Linked DNA regions of Homo sapiens: region 1 is linked to region 2. Evidence: chromatin contacts called from ENCODE Hi-C or POLR2A ChIA-PET data. All regions are on one chromosome and are shown on one strand. The core of a region is the stretch at or near the end of the contact, and the rest is flanking DNA. Distances in the headings are between cores, read along the strand shown. Region 1 has its middle 120 kb from the start of ADRA1D. Region 2 has its middle 77 kb from the start of ADRA1D.

Evidence for each region. A loop is a pair of places that touch in the nucleus more often than their neighbours do. ChIA-PET counts read pairs that join two places held with the same protein, here RNA polymerase II (POLR2A).
Region 1: a map of astrocyte of the cerebellum shows a loop between it and region 2 (3-fold over the local background). The contact joins two enhancer-like sites. A Hi-C loop is called at or near these places in 1 of 168 maps with a recorded cell type or tissue (astrocyte of the cerebellum). POLR2A ChIA-PET finds 5 or more read pairs at or near these places in 1 of 52 experiments (RWPE1).

The regions. Positions count from the first base shown.
Region 1 is chr20:4,368,579-4,371,307 of GRCh38, reverse strand. No RefSeq gene overlaps it. Among named protein-coding and RNA genes, the nearest start is that of ADRA1D, 120 kb to the right of the region's middle. Within about 2 kb of position 1,392, at least 2 of the 41 ENCODE cell types and tissues checked have a DNase peak (open chromatin) inside an H3K27ac peak, as active enhancers do.
Region 2 is chr20:4,324,673-4,327,561 of GRCh38, reverse strand. No RefSeq gene overlaps it. Among named protein-coding and RNA genes, the nearest start is that of ADRA1D, 77 kb to the right of the region's middle. RefSeq lists an enhancer at 294-1,493. Within about 2 kb of position 1,626, at least 4 of the 41 ENCODE cell types and tissues checked have a DNase peak (open chromatin) inside an H3K27ac peak, as active enhancers do.

The DNA.
Region 1 (2,729 bases), core at 143-2,642, 44 kb before region 2:
CCCCAAGCCCTCCCTGCCCCAGTTCCTAAATATGGGACACATTTTCTAGTTCTCTCTCCTTACTGTTTCCCTGTTTTGATTCCCCTTCTCAACCATGCGGCCCTAAAGGTGAACACCAAGGGCTCACAGAATCACAGAACATCAGAGCAATACAGGTCCAGCCAGTTGTTTTGCAGTCAAGAAACACACAAGCGTACTGGAATATCCAGCCCATGGTCCTAGGCCTATGGCAAGGCTGGCTCCTAGCTCCAGGCCCAACAGAAACCCAAATCCTGCCCTTCTGCAAGGGGCCCTGCCTGACTCATGCACTGCAAGGGAGTTGCCTACAGTCTGGTTCTGGATACCAGCTTTTCATAACAGGGCTCTGAAAGGCATTAAACTTCTAAAGGCCTCATTCTCCTGTTGACTCAATTGACCCTCCCAACACCAAACCTCCTAAGATATTTTCCATGTGAACTATTTTGCACAGTTGATTTCTGTAGCATATAATTACCTCCATTCAATTTTGTCCATTTGTCCAGCCTATCAAAATCATTTTAATTCCTCAATCTGCCATCCAGGCCGGGTGTGGTGGCTCACGCCTGTAATCCCAGCACTTTGAGAGGCCAAGGCGGACAGATCACCTGAGGTCAGGAGTTTGAGACCAGCCTGGCCAACACAGCAAAACCCTGTCTCTACTAAAATACAAAAATTAGCCAGGCATGGTGGTGCATGCCTGTAATCCCAGCTACTTGGGAGGCTGAGGCAGAAGAATCATTTGAACCCAGGAGGCAGAGGTTGCAGTGAGCTGAGATTGCACCATTGCACTCTAGCCTGGGTGACAGAGCAAGAGTCTGTTTCAAAAAAAAAAAAAATCTGCCATCCAGTGATACACTATGACTTTGGCTTCAGAAGAAGGGGAGAGAAATCGTAAGTGTCTACATTGCAGGAGCTGAATTATAAGAAATCTGGAAATGCCAATGAGTTTTCTCTCTCTGAAACAATGGTGGAAAGAGCTAAGAATGGACTCCATCTCTTTTGATCCAGCAAGCATATATTCTTTGAGGGAGCCCCTCTCCCTCTCCCAGATAGTTCCAGTGGGCTGCAAATCACAGAACTCTACTCTGAACAAAAGAGTTGGTTCTGCTCAGGCTAGATTGACTGCAGCCACCCTCCCAGGAACATGGAATTTGAACGTGGAATCTGACACACATGACAGAAAGTGGCTGGAACTGAATCATGCCTGGAGCTAACCCCAAGTTCCTGCTACTGAGACCCATCTGTCATGGGCTTGGCCACATCGTTTTTCCTCTGATTCTGCAACCTTCCCTATATGTTTTCAGGTTAAAATGGATTAAAAAGAATTTGTACTAGATCTGAAAAGCGGAAGTGACTCAGCATCCGTTATTTTCCGCAGTTCCTTTCGGGTAACAGCAGCAAGAGATACGTGCTGAACTGCCAGCAGGTTCAGGCTCATCTCTCTACTCTGCTTAGGTTAGGTTTCCCCTGACTGCCAGGTCTGTAGACCAACAGCAAGTCCACCTCCAGACAAAGTCACTGACTTTGTGACTAGTTAGTGGCAGTAATCCTCCTTAGACTTCTTCCCCAGCTCCTCTTCATGGTTCCCATCTAGCACTAGCTGTAACTGGCTCCCTGATGATCCTGTAAGCTTCAACGTGTCCACCCACATCAGTGCTTCAAGAGGCCTGGTTAATGACTTTTCTCTGAACCTCTTACTCCTCTTGCTGAACCTCTCTTCCTTAGCTCCTCCTACAACTTTGTGAGGTCAAATTCCTACTACATCTCTTATTCCATAATAATCATTACAACTTTCTCCCTTCATTGAACCCTAACTGACACACTACCCAATGTCTTCCCAACATATTTCTTTTTCTTGCTAACTTTTGTCACAATTGTTTTCTGTTGCTTGCAACCAGATAACCCTGGTTGAGGACTGTTAACACTATAATTCAGGTAACCATGGCTAACATGAGCCATAGTGGACTGGCCTGGGCTGGGCATGTTGCCAACAATGATTTAGTAGAGAAATGGATTCCAAGTTCTAGAGAACAAATAAGACTGTGGACTGCCTGTGTAAGCCCCAAGGAACCTGAGTATGGAGTTTATAATTAAAGTTCAGAAGCAGTATTTCTAATTCTTTCTCACAGTGTTTTAATTATGGTCTCATTGCACGGGAGAAGTGTAGAATGAAAAAGAACTGTAGGCGAAGGATTTGCTCCTGGGGAGGTAGAGAGGGTCTTTTGTGACATTCCTCCAGAAAGTTATTCCCTGCTTCTAAATGGTGTACTTTCCCACATAGTATAGTCTCTTAATAGTCAAGACTCAGTCAGGAACAATCTGCAGGTTCAATTGGACCCCAACAGAAGATTTCACTCAAGTAAAAGTCACACGCTCGCCCTTGAGGGAGAGAGGAAGGGTGTTCCTCAATTAGCAGCTCTGATCTGGATGGTTACACCTGGAATGACCATCAACAGGCGAGGACCAGCCCTTGGTGTAAGTGGAGTAGATGCCACAAATGCAATATTACTTAAGGGGCACCCACAAGACACCCCAATAACCTGCCAATACCCTGGAAATGCCTTCAAAAGACTCACTCATTCAGACTGAATGTTGGGATCATGATGTCAAGAGTATTTTTCCCAGGAGTTAGAATGATGCCATAGGAGCCACAGTCTGCTAGGAGTTACTTCATGCTAACCTGGTGAAAGAAAACCATTTTCCTTCACCAT
Region 2 (2,889 bases), core at 377-2,876:
ATGCTCTTGACAGGGAGGCCCAGGCTGAGAGGAGGAGACAGCGGGGTCCAGGACGGGGGGCAAATAAGAGTCATGGAATATTCTCAGCACTGTTCACACTACATTGCACCAGCAGTGCTGCTCTGCTGGGCCCAGGCATTCCTCTGACCTCTGCTTCTTTGCTTTCAATCCTTTTCCCTGCACCAAAACTTATCTCCCCAGTGTCCCATCTCTCAGCCACTCAAGGTTCTCTCTCTCTGCCACTGACTGACGGTGAAGGATGCAAATGGCCTAACCCAAGATAATGTATGATCAGCAGTGTAGGGCAATGACAGAGCACTGGGCACGGCACTTGGAGGACACAGCAGAGCTCTATTCCCTCCCCTCCAATGGCCTGGTGGGCCACTGTACTGTTTGTAACAGTGGTAGATTGCAAAAAGGACCAAAAGTTGTTCCCCTCCTTGTATCAACACCCTTGCAAAGTCACTTTGCTGCTCTATCAAGAGGTAAAGTCTTCCTCCACCTGTTGAATCTGAGCTTAGCTGTGTGACTTGCTTGACTAACAGAACAGTAATAAATGTGATGCAAGAAGTGACATGAAAAGTGTTCATGCATTAGAATTTTCTTTCTTGCTGGTCTTGGGAAACCCACAGCTACCACTCTGTGAATAAGCCTAGGCTAGCCCTCTAGAGGATAAGAAATCATGTAGTTCAGCCACGCCCATCACACCAGACAACAGCCAGCCAATCACATCATGTGAGTGAGGCCATCAAATATTAGTGACAAATGAGTGACTGAAGACATAGGAATGTGCCCAGGTGAGAGTAGAATAAGAATTACTCAGCTAAGCCTGGTTAATTATCAACTCATAGAAATTATGAACTAAGTAAATAGTTGTTGTTTTAATCCACTAAGTTCTGGGGAAGTTTGTTATGTGGCCATAGCTAACTGCTACAGTGACAAAGTTGCACTATCAATTGGAAAAGCAGAGAAGCATAGGGGCAGAGTCCTTGGATTGAACTTTCCATTACTCATGTGGATGATTCACTAACCCCTCAACCCACTCCCCTCACACTTTAATTTCCTCATCTGTAAAATGGAGGCAGAGTAACTGACTTTCTCAGATTGTGTTGCCTGTTCTTATGTGACCTCAGGGCGTTGTCTGTCCTCAATCCTTCAGGTTTCCTGTCTTGCAGCAGAAACCCCCTTGCCCCTACCGCCACTTGATCCCATGGGACTCCAAGAGGATGTGTGATTTCATCACAGCCCAAGCACCCCGGCTCCATGGCCATTCTGGAGAAGGGGGGATCAGAGGAGCTTGGTATTTAGTGGGTGTGAGTGTGGGAACAGTTTACATAAATTTAGAAAAAGCAAAACACAAACTTCTCCCCTGGGAAAGAGTAAGAAGGCAACACTCAGCTCCACTTGAAAGAAAAGTTTTTGAAGCAGGAACGTTTATTTAGAGAATAACTAAGCCCCTGAATCAACAAATTGGGAGCCTTATCTCTGAGTGTGTGGGTCATTCCGACTCTCCCTGCTCTGCTGGCCACCCTTGGCCAGGCTGGACCTCAGGGCAGAGGCCTCGGGCCAAAGGTGGCGGAGGAGGCTGGAGAACAAGGCCCTAGGGACCGAGCTGTGGGTCCTGCATGTGCTGAGAGTCACGGGTGAAGAGGAGAGGTGCCAGGGAGAGGGATGCTGCTGCTGCCCCACTGGCTTTTATTTTTAAAACTCCTTATCATTTCTCTGGAGCTTATTTTTCAAAAACAAAAAGAAAAGAGAAGAAAATGCCTGGGGTTGAGTGATGAAGCAGGCCTAGGCTGTGAGCCACTTTCATCCTTCTTTGCCTCCTGGGACCTCTGCCCCCACACGTCATTGCTCTGTACAGGCAAAAGACAGCATATTTTCTACTCTAGTTTACAGATTTTTGGGGCCTGGCCAAATGCAGGTAGGAGTCGTTGAAGTAAACCTTATATTGTAGAAGTTAGATTAACTCAAATGGTAAACACAGGGTAATTACACCATTTTCTGAAGAATTTATTGTTTGACCAAGGGACCAGATATTCTCCCTCTTTAATGGGATGACAAGAGCACCACATTAGACACTGAAGATTTTACTAAGATGAATCTACTTTTTGGAGCCTATCTTGGGGACCCAAAGCAAGAGTGTCAGCTGGCAGCAGCACACAGGGACAACAGCTAAGAGGCACTAGGGGTCTATAAGACCCATCTCCAGGGAAAAGTTTAGTGGGCTCTGGCAAGAACCCTCTGTCTATAAATCCCTTCCCAACCTGCTTCCTAAACCACCCTCTGAGAGACTTGCCATCCTACTTACAGGGAAAGACCTCTGTCTTATTTAGGCTCCACCAAAAGCAAACCCCAAGACAAGGATTTTAGAGCAAGTTATTTATTGAAAGTTATTCTGGTAAATACTGATAGGGAAGTGGGGAAGTGAAACGGGGAATAGAAGAGAAAGTAGTCAACACAGTGTGCTAACCAGAAAGTTATTGCTATTGGGCAACTGGAGCCCAAATACACTGGGGAACTCTGAGGATAATGTAGAACATGACAGAGAGCTCTCCCACCCAAGCGGCTAGGAAGCTGGGGTATTTATACACCAACTTCCACTTGCCATTGTTGAGAATTACTCTGGTAGGGTGGGAGTTAATTCTCCAGTACTTCCAGCTGCAGGGGATGAATGTACCTCAGCTTCCAAAGAAAGCCCTTAGGCAGAAAGATTCAGGAGCTGGCAGCTAAAAGTTGTAGGGCCTGCATGTACCTCAATGGTATGACCCACGATCATGGACAGCGCACCAGCAGTGTCTGTCGCATCCCACTTCCTTAGAGAATTCAAGGGAGAAAGAGAGACAAGGATGGGAGAACATAAAGAGCCCAAAAGTGAGGTGGCTAAAG